2 separate regions of the Homo sapiens genome follow, and region 1 is linked to region 2. Evidence: chromatin loops called from intact Hi-C (ENCODE). Cell type or tissue: endothelial cell of umbilical vein. All regions are shown on one strand. Each heading gives the region's core, and the rest is flanking DNA. Links, peaks and the distances in the headings are about the cores only.

Region 1 (5,369 bases), core at 66-5,065, 53 kb before region 2:
TGAGATGAGATTTTGAAGACTGATTTTGAAAAAAAGAATGTAAAATGTCTTGGCCATAACTTTCATCAGAATTACTTGATTTGTATTTAAATATCATGGCATTTAGTTTATGGGGGATTTTTTTGTTTTAATTTATCTTTTTTCTTTTTTTCCAGCAAATGCTTAACATCCAAAGTTTATGGTTATATGTTTGAGATGGGATCTCATTCTGTCGCCCAGGCTGGGGTGCAGTGGCTCACTGCAGCCTCTACCTCCTGGGTTCAAGCCATCCTCCCACCTCAGCCTCCCAAGTAGCTGGGACTATATAGGTATGTGCCATCACGTTTGACTAATTTTTAAATTTTTTTGTAGAAGCCGGGTGCAGTGGCAAATGCCTGTAATCCCAGCACTTTGGGAGGCCGAGGCGGGCGGATCACCTGAGGTCAGGAGTTTGAGACCAGCCTGGCCGACATGGTGAAACTCCGTCTCTACCAAAAATACAAAATTAGCTGGGGGTGGTGGCGCGCGCCTGTAATCCCAGCTACTTGGGAGGCTGAGACAGGAAAATCTCTTGAACCTGGGAGACAGAGATTGCAATGAGCCAAGATTGTGCCACTGCACTCCAGCCTGGACGACAAAGTGAGACTCTGTCTAAAAAAAAAAAAAAAAAAAAGTTTTCTGTAGACACCGAATCTCACTATATATGTTCCCCAGGATGAACTTGAAGTCCTGGGCTCAAGTGATCCTCCCATCTCAGCCTCCCAAAGTGCTGGGATTACAGGTGTGAGCCACCGCGCCCGACCCATAGATGCTTGTTAAGGGAAAATCCCAGCACTTTAGGAGGCCAAGGAGGGTGGATCACCTGAAGTCAGGAGTTCGAGACCAGCCTGGCCAATATGGTGAAACCCCATCTCTACAAAAAATACAAAAATTAGCTGGGCTTTTTGGCTGGTGCTTGCAATCCTTGAGAGGCTGAGGCAGGAGAATCACTTGCCTGTAGTCTTAGCTACTTGGGAGGCTGAGGTGGGAGGATTTGCTTGAACCCAGGAGTTCAAGGCTGCAGTCAGCTATGATAGCGCCACTGTACTTCAACCTGGGCAACAGAGGGAGACCTGGTCCCTTAAAAAAAAAAAGACATTTCTCAAGAGGGCCTTCTACCTTCCTTCCTTCCCTTTGAAAAACCTAGGAGGGAGTTACAGATGTTATTGTTCACCAGCTGTATCCTAAGGAATTCAGGTTCGTCCTAAAGGAAAATGCCTTTTCCCCTTTCCTCACCTCGTTTTAGATACTCTCTGGAGGATTTTCCTCAGATTCTCGCTGAAACCTGACTCTCTCCTGGTAATGCAAATATTCCTGGGCTCTCTATGGGAAAGCTGCGGCCCTGTGCCTGACCCCAGGGCACTGGGAGAGAAAGTCTTTCCGGGCCGCAAGGTGTCATAGGAAAGGGGTCCCAATCCAAACCCCAAGAGAGGGCTCTTGGATCTCAGGCAAGTCTGTAAAGTGAAAGCAAGTTTTTAGGAAAGTAAAGGAATAAAAGAATGGCTACTCCATAGACAGAGCAGCCCCAAGGGCTGCTGGTTGCCCATTTTTATGGTTATTTCTTGATAATATGCTAAAGAAGGGGAGGATTATTCATGCCTCACCTTTTTAGAGCATCTGGGGTAACTTCCTGGTGTCGCCATGGCATCTGTAAACTGTCATGGTGTTACTGGTAGAAGGTGTCCAGGTTCTTGGCATCCCAAACAAAGAATTGGACAAAACACACCAACAAAGCAAAAGCAAGGAAGGCAGAAGCAGGGATTTTTTTTTTTTTTTTTTTTTTTTGAGACGGAGTCTTCCTCTGTCATCCAGGCTGGAGTGCAATGGTGCAATCTTGGCTCACCGCAACCTCCGCCTCCCGGGTTCAAGTGATTCTCGTGCCTCAGCCTTCCGAGCAGCTGAGATTATAGGCATGCACCCCCATGCCCGGCTAATTTTGTATTTTTTTTTAGTAGAGTCGGGGTTTCTCCATGTTGGTTAGGCTGGTCTCGAACTCCCAACCTCAGGTGAACTCCCGACCTCAGGTGATCCGGCTGCCTCGGCCTCCCAAAGTGCTGGGATTACAGGTGTGAGCCACCGCGCCCCAGCCAGAGGCAGGGATTTATTGAGAATGAAAGCACACTCCACAGTGTGGGAGTGGGCTGGAGCATAGGGGCTCAAAGTCCCCATTACAGAATTTTTCGGAGTTTAAATACCCTTTACTTGGGGTACGCCCTATGTAAATGGAGAGGATGAAGTAAGGTTACAGTCATTGACTTGGCTTCCGCCCTTCCTGCCATAGGTGAAGTGTGAATCGACCTTATATTCTTGGCCTCCAGACCTTGTTTTCCTGACTCAGTGACACTGATGGGAGTGTAGCAGTGAGGACAACCAGAGGTCACTATTGGGGCCATCTTGGTTTTGGTGGGTTTTGACTGGCTTCTTTTTGCAACCTGTTTTATCAGCAAGGTCTTTATGACCTGCATCTTGTGCTGACCTCCTATCTCATCCTGTGACTTAGAATGCCTTAATTGTCTGGGAACACAGCCCAGCAGGTCTTGGCCTTATTTTACCCAGCCCCTACACAAGATGGAGTCACTCTGGTTTAAACATCTCTGACAAAGGCATTCAGAGAGAAAGTCTGTCCATGTGAACATTGTCTCCTAAGCTTGCCGGGTGCTCCAATCACGGCCATGGGCAGGACGTGTGACAGCTGGTCTCCCCCTCCAAGACTCCCAGACTAGCAGGCAAATCTAACATTCCAGAAACCCTTAAATAGTTCATGAATGACACCTGAAATCTGCATTCTGCTGGGGGAGGCAGGGACGTGTCTTGGCCGTGGCTGGGAAGCAAGATTTTTAAAGCTCAGGCCTGAGCTGGAAGAAAAGACTGGAGGAAGAGGGGAGGGGATGGGCAGGATTCCAACTCTCCTGGGGGAGTTCCAGGCTGGGGCAACACCGGTTTTACTTTCTGAAGCGGAGGGAGGTCTCTGTCCATCTCCTGCTGACACCCACCCCACCTGGGCCTGGCTGCTACCCGAGGGTAATTATCTGCACCCAGCCATGCACCGCACCGCCGTTCCCACTGCCCATGACTCACTCGGCCCCCCTTGCGTTCTTTGTTCTTCGCCTCCTTCCCCCACCTCCCTGCAGGCTTCACACTTTGCAGGCCTAGGTCTTAGTCATCTCTGGGAACGGCTCCAATTTTCTTACAATGATAAGTAAATGGATCATTCTTTAGCTCGGCTAGAATGTCCCCATCTTTATTCTCAGAGCAATTCCTTGCACATAGCCGCATGCCCTCATCATAGGGATTTTGCCCTGGCTGCCACCTTGCCCTCCTTCTGGTTCCCTGTTTCATTTTCGAAGGTCTTTCTTCTTTGAGACAAGGTCTCACTCTGCCCCTAGGTGAAGGGCAGTGATGCGATCATAGTTTACTGTAGCCTCCAACTCCTGGGCCCAATCGATCCTCCAACCTTGGCCTCCTGAGTAGCTGGGACTGTAGGCACCCGGCTAATTTTTAAAAATTATTTTCAGAGACAGGGTCTTGGCCGGGTGCGGTGGCTCATGCCTGTAATCTCTGTACTTTAGGAGGCCGAGGTGGGTGGATCACCTGAGGTCCGGAGTTCCAGACCAGCCTGGCCAAAATGGTGAAACCCCGTCTATATTAAAAATACAAAAAAATTAGCCAGGCGTAGTGGTGCACGCTTGTAGTCTCAGCTACTCAGGAGACTGACGCAGGAGAATCACTTGAACCCAGGAGGTGGAGGTTGCAGTGAGCCGAAATTATGCCATTGCACTCCAGCCTGGGCGACAAGAACAAAACTCCATCTCAAAAACAAAACAAACAAACAAACAAAAAAACTCAAAAGAGACAGGTTCTTGCTGTGTTGCCCAGGCTGGTCTCGAACTCCTGACCTCAAGTGATCCTACTGCATTGGCCTCCCAAAATGCTGAGATGACAGTCGTGAGCCACCACACCTGGCCTCGTTTTGAAGGTCTTGAATCAAATAATTACCTTTTCCTTGAGGTATCTGGAATATATAGATAACATAACCGGTTAGGTCAGGGGTCGATCTTTAACCAGGCCCAGGGTGCGGTGCCGGGCTGTCTGCCTATGGATTTGATTTCTGCCATTTAGTTTTTACTTCTTCTTTCTTTGGAGGCAGAAATTGGGCATAATATGAGGGGTGGTGTCCTCCCTTACTATGATTGTGCCCCTGCACTCCAGCCTGGTCAACACAGCAAGACCCTGTCTCAAAAAGAAAAGGGATCTAACATCTTTTTAAATTTACTTATTTATTCTACCTGTAGACTCTTAACACTAGAATGTCAGGGATTTTTGCATGTTGGTTCATTCACTGATCCGTTGTATTCTCAGACCTGGGGCTTGTCAAGCATGCAGGCACTGAATGAACATCTGTTAAGGAAATGCCGAGTGAGCCAAGCATGGAATTTGTAAGGCTCTTGTGTCGTTTCGAACCCCGAGAGCAAGCCAACAAACAACATGAGCTGGTGTGGAGCAACACGCTGTTTTAATGTGCACCTGGGTGCAGACGGCTGAGGCCTAAAATGGCGTCAGCCCCAAGTGAGGACGGGGCAGGGGTTTTATAGTCTCCCGTAAACAGCAAGTGTCCCAGTCTGACGTAACTGCTACATGGTACCCGGATGGCCCGTCTCTTGATCTTCAGGGGCATGTGTCTTCCGGCCAGGGTAGATGTCTTCCAGCCAGGGTACGTGTCTTCCGGCCAGGGCAGGTGTCTTCCGGCCAAGGTAGCTGTCTTCCGGCCAGGGTAGATGTCTTCCGGCCAGGGTAGATGTCTTCCGGCCAGGGTAGGTGTCTTCCGGCCAGGGTAGATGTCTTCCGGCCAGGGTAGATGTCTTCCGGCCAGGGTACGTGTCTTCCGGCCAGGGTACATGTCTTCCGGCCATCTCTCTTCCTGCTTCTGCTATCTTGCTGGCGCATGCTGCTGGGGCAAGTAGCCTTGCACCTTGGGACTGGGCCTGAGAAGGGAGGAGTTATTCATCCCCCCAAGTTTATCCTCCCAAGTTTTCAGGCCGCGGGGAGAATCTTTCAGAATTATTCTGTCAATATTGTTTCTTCCCCCTTACCCTGGCTCTCTTCTCCCAATCCTGCCCTGGTCCCCACTCTGCAGATGAGTAGACACTGTGTCCCACCTTGTCCTGTGGGTGCCTGATACTTGACTCTGTCAGTGCTTGTGGCTGCTGTAGTTTTATTTATTTTCGAGACAGAGTCTCACTCTGTCACCCAGGTTGGAGTGCAGTGGCGCTATCTCGGCTCACCGCAACCTCTGCCTCCCAGGTTCAAGCGATTCTTCTGCCTCAACCTCCCGAGTAGCTGGGATTATCTAG
Region 2 (5,369 bases), core at 233-5,232:
AAAGCCAGGTGTGGTGGCATGCACCTGCAGTCTCAGCTACTCGTCAGGCTGAGTCCAGAGGATCGCTTTAGCCCAGGAATTCGAGGCAGCAGTGAGCTGTGATCACACCACTGCACTCCAGCCTGGGCAACAAAGTGAGAGACTGTCTCAAAAATCAATTAGTCAGTCAATCAATCCAAAAAGAACTCAAGTCCACGTGGTCCGATTCCAAAACTATCACCCTGAACCATCTGATCTCTGGTCTCATGTATTCAAAGACATTGGTCAGGTGGGGCACAGTGGCTCATGCCTGTAATCCCAGCACTTTGGGAGGCTGAGACGGGCAGATCACCTGAGGTCAGGAGTTCGAGACCATCCTGGCCAATGTGGTGAAACCCCGTCTCTATTAAAAATAGAAAAATTAGCTGGGCTTGGTGGCACGTGCCTGTAATCCCAGCTACTCCGGAGGCTGAAGCAGGAGAATCGCTTGAACCCAGGAGGCGGAGGTTGCAGTGAGCCAAGATTGCGTCACTACACTCCAGTCTGGTCAACAGAGCGAGACTCCATCTCAAAAAACAAACAAACAAACAAAAACAAAAACAAAAACAGAAAACCCCAAAGACATTAGTCAGGCTTTCAAGACTTCTCATTACTTCTTTCTCCCTGACATATCCCAGCAGTGTAAGCCCAAGAAGCTGAGACATCAATGGAAAGATGGTATCCTAGATATTAGTTTCCTCAAAGCCTTCAACATGTCCTTGTTTCTCAGGCTGTAAATGAGTGGGTTCAGCATGGGGGTGACCACGGTATACATCACTGATGCTATTGCACCCTTCCTGGAGGAGTGGGTAGCCCCAGAACTAAGGTACACCCCAAACCCTGTTCCATAAAACAAGGAAACAACGATTAAATGTGACCCGCAGATGGAAAAAGCTTTATACTTTCCACCAGCTGATGGAATTTTCATGACAGAGGAGACAATTCGTGTGTAAGAGAAAATGATCCCAGAGAGAGGAACAACACCTAACAGGCTGGTCACCAAATACACCAGGATGTTATTGATGAGGACATCAGAACAGGCGAGCTTGAGAATATGAGCTAGTTCACAGAAAAAGTGGGGAATTTCCAGGTCTATGCAGAAGGTCAGCTGTAGCACCATCAACGTGTGCAGCAGAGCATCCAGGACACTAACGATGAAGGACAGCAGAAGCAGCAGCCCACAGAGTTTGGGGTTCATGATGACATTGTACCTCAGTGGGTGACAGATGGCCACAAATCGATCATAGGCCATCATGACCAGAATTCCATTTTCCAATCCAACAAAAACCAGGACAAAGCAGATTTGGGTGAGGCAGCCTGTGTAATTGATGGATTGAGCCTGTGCCTGGATGTTCACCAGCATCTTGGGCATCGTGGTGGAGGTGAAACAGATGTCGACCAAGGACAGGATAGAGAGGAGGAAGTACATGGGGGTGTGGAGGTGGGAGTCAGAGTTGACGGCCAGGATGATGAGCAGGTTCCCCAGCATTGTGGCCAGGTACATGGACAGGAACAGCATGAAGAGGATGGGCTGCAGCTCCGGATCCCCTGACAATCCCAAGAGAAAGAATTCTGGAGTGTCTGAGAAGTTTCCTGCTTTCATGTTGTTGATGAGTCTTGATCTTGTCAATATTATCAAAACCAAACCAGTTATAAGTTATAGACCTTTTTTCCTTCCTTCCTTCCTTCTTTCTTTCTTTCTTCCTTCCTTCCTTCCTTTCTTTTTCTTTCTTTCTTTCTTTCTTTCTTTCTCTCTCTCCCTCTCTCTCTTTCTCTTTCTCTCTCTTTCTTTCTTTCTCTCTCTCCCTCCGTCTTTCTTTCTTTCTCTTTCTTTCTTTCTTCTTACTTTCTTTTTCTTTCCCTCCCTCCCTCTCTCCCTCCTCTTTCTTTTTCTCTTTCTCTTTCTTTCTTTTCTCTTTCCTTCTTTCTTTCTTTCTCCTTTTTCTTTCTTTCTTCCTTTCCTTTCTTTCTCTTTCTTTCTCTCTCTCCCTCCCTCCTTCCCTCCCTCTCTCCCTCCTCTTTTTCTCCTTCCTTCCTTCCCTCCTTCCCCCCTCTCTTTCTTTCTCTCTCTTTTCCTTCCTTCCTTCCTTTCTCTCTCTCTCTCTCTTTCTTTCCTTCCTTCCTTCCTTCCTCCCTTCCTTCCCTCCTTCTTTCTTTCCTTCTTTCTTCTTTGCAGGGTCTCTCTCTCTCTGTCATCCATGCTGGAGTGCAGTGGCATGATCATAGCTCACTGTAGCCTCATCCCCCTGGGCTCAAGCAATCCTCCTCTCTCAGCCTCCCAAATAGCTGGGATGACAGGCATGAACCCCCATGCCCAGCCTGTTCTTTACTTCCTTCCTAGGTACCCTATCAGTGTCTTTCTCACCCACCAATTTCCCTTTCTCATTACAGTTTGTGAAAATAAAAATTAAGCCCTCTTTATCTAGCAGCATAAGCCCCTCCCACTATTTTTATTTGCCTTCATCTGTCTTTCATTTGTATCACAGATAATGTTAATAAAGAAAATTTTAACAGTAAGCCATGCATCAGACCCTCTTTCCATTATTTTTTTCTTTTCTTTTTTTTTTTGAGATGGAGTCTCGCTCTGCTACCCAGGCTGGAGTGCAGTGGTGGGATCTCAGCTCACTGCAACCTCTTCCTCCAGGGTTTGAGTGATCCTCCTGCCTCAGCCTCCCAAGTAGCTGGAACTACAGGTGTGTGCCAACACACCTGGCTGATTTTTATACTTTTAACAGAGATAGGGTTTCACCATGTTGGCCAGGCTGGTCTTGAACTCCTGACTTGAAGTGATCCACCCGCCTCAGCCTCCTAAAGTGCTGGGATTACAGGCTTGAGCCACTGCACCCACTCTTCCTATTATTACTGGTGCAGCCCCTGGTTCAGGCAACCCCTGAGCCTTGGCACTGATTCCTGGAGGAGTCCTGTGTGAGTCAGCGCCAAACCTTTCCTGTTCCTTCTGGCTTATCCAGATTCTTGAGAAATTGATTCTGGGGCCCCCAAAGCAGGAAGTAAAGAATTGATGTATGCCGGCAATGTCAAAACATCAGCCTGCTGTTCTCATAAACCCATAAGTTAAGGAAATTCTGTAATGATGACTCAGGAGTTGGGGCAAACATATTATAGAATCACAGCATGTGAACAGTTGAATGGTGCAGTGAGCCCATCTCAGCCCTTTGCTTCACAAATTGAGTTCCTGGCCAGACACAGCGGCTCACACCTATAATCCCAGCACTTTGGGAGGCTGAGGCAGAAGGGTCGCTTGAGGCCAGGAGTTTGAGACCAGCCTGAACAAAGTAGCAAGACCCATCTATAGTAAACATTTTTTAAAAATTAAATTAAATTAAAAATTAGCCAGGCACGGTGGTACGTGTCTGTAGTCCCAGCAACTTGGGAGGCTGAGTTGGGAGGATCACTTGAACCCAGGAGTTGGAAGCTGCAGTGAGCTTTCATAGGGTCACTGCATGCCAGCCTGGGCAACAGAGCAAGACTCTGCCTCTTAAAACAAATACACAAACAAGCTGGGCGCGGCGGCTCAAGCCTGTAATCCCAGAACTTTGGAAGGCTGAGGCAGGCGGTTCACGAGGTCAGGAGATCAAAACCATCCTGGCTAACATGGTGAAACCCCGTCTCTACTAAAAATACAAAAAATTAGCCGGACGTGGTGGTGGGTGCCTGTAGCCCCAGCTACTCAGGAGGCTGAGGCAGGAGAATGGCGTGAACCCGGGAGGTGGAGCTTGCAGTGATCCGAGATCCTGCCACTGCACTCCAGCCTGGGCGACAGAGCGAAACTCTGTCTCAAACAAACAAACAAAAAACCAAATACACAAACAAAAACAAAATTCAGGCCCCCAACCGGGAGCTGGCTTTTACTGGAGAAAGACAAATGATTATAAAAGCTTCAACCATTGGTGCATAAAACTTGGACTCAGACAGTTGTCAGTTCCGTCATGTATGCCTCAATTGTGACATGGATCCGTGACATGAGAAGGTCCCTGAACCTCTCTGAGCAGACTCAAGTTTCTCACTTCTCCGATGGGAACTGGTATAAAAATGTGCATGGGGTGTTGCAGGGATGAAAAATGAATAGATGTTAGGATAGGTGTATCCTAGCACAGTGCTCAGGGGTCCTGCAATAACCTTTTATTTATTTATTTTGAGATGGAGTCTCGCTCTGTGGCTCAGGCTGGAGTGCAGTGGCACGATCTTGGCTCACTGCAACCTCTGCCTCCCGGGTTCAAGCGATTCTCCTGCCTCAGCCTCCTGAGTAGCTGGGATTATAGGTGTGCACCACCATGCCCAGCTACTTTTTGTATTTTTGGTAGAGACGTGATTTCACCATGTTGACCAGGCTGGTCTCAAACTCCTGACCCCAGGTGATCTGCCCACCTTGGCCTCCCAAAGTTCTGGGATTACAGGCGTGAGCCACCACGCCTGGCCTGCAATGACCTTTCCTATCATTTTTGTTTCTAGCTGTGGACAATGCTTGATGCCTCAGGGACATGGGGGTGAGATGGGGTGCAAAAGGAAGAAGCAGGGAAGATATCCCAAGAATAATGTCAGGCCGGGTGCGGTGGCTCACACCTGTAATCCCAGCACTTTGGGAGGCCGAGGCGGGCAGATGACCTGAGGTCAGGAGTTTGAGACCAGCCTGGCTGACATGGTGAAACCCCGTCTCTACTAAAAAAATTTAAAAATTAGCCAGGTGTGGTGATGCATGCCTGTAATCCCAGCTACTTGGAGACTAAGGCAAGAGGATTGCTTGAACCTGGGAGGTGCAGGTTGCAGTGAGCTGAGATCACGCCACTTCACTCCAGCTTGGGTGATAGAGTGAGACTCCATCTCAAAAAAAAAAAAAAAAAAAAAAAGAAGAAGAATGTCTTAGGGCTGAGCAAAGAAGGCATGTGCTCAAAATCCCACTGAGGGTTCTCCTAGTGTAATAAGGTACAGAAAAGAAAGAACTGGGCTTGACACAGTGGCTCAAGCCTGTAATCCCAGCACTTTGGAAGGCCGAGGTGGGAGGATCACTTGAGCCCAGGAGTTTGAGACCAGCCTGGGTTGTGTGTCTGTACTCTATCTAGCCTGGGTGACAGAGCAAGATGCTGTCTCAGAGAAAAGAAAAAGAAAAAAGAAAAAGCCAGGCGCAGTGGCTCGCGCCTGTAATCCTAGCATTTTGGGAGGTAGAGGCAGGCAGATCACTTCAGCCCAGGAGTTAGAGACCAGCCTGGGCAACATGGTGAAACCCCATCTCTACAAAAAATACAAAAACTAGTCAGGCATGGTGGCATGCACCTATAGTCCTAGCTACTCAGGAGGCTGAGGTAGGAGGATCACCTGAGCTCAGGAGGTCGAGG

The links. Hi-C counts contacts between places; a loop is a spot of excess contacts. Peaks named below come from ENCODE experiments on the same cell type or tissue, not always from the same donor. Only the 100,000 strongest peaks of a DNase experiment are listed, where the experiment ranks them.
Region 1: a loop joins it to region 2, with 8 times the contacts of the local background. A loop is called at or near these places in 1 of 110 quality-filtered maps.

Annotation. Positions count from the first base shown.
Region 1 is chr19:9,072,673-9,078,041 of GRCh38, forward strand. No RefSeq gene overlaps it. Among named protein-coding and RNA genes, the nearest start is that of MUC16, 9.6 kb to the left of the region's middle. RefSeq lists an enhancer at 1,429-2,316. In endothelial cell of umbilical vein, for the core only: no CTCF peak of the experiment used is centred there; a DNase peak (open chromatin) is centred at 3,149; H3K27ac peaks cover 358 bases.
Region 2 is chr19:9,125,330-9,130,698 of GRCh38, forward strand. It overlaps OR7G3 (olfactory receptor family 7 subfamily G member 3), which reads right to left and starts at 1,621. Exons shown (of 1, transcript NM_001001958.1): 1 at 683-1,621. The coding sequence starts at 1,621. The coding sequence ends at 683. In endothelial cell of umbilical vein, for the core only: no CTCF peak of the experiment used is centred there; a DNase peak (open chromatin) is centred at 3,022; H3K27ac peaks cover 897 bases.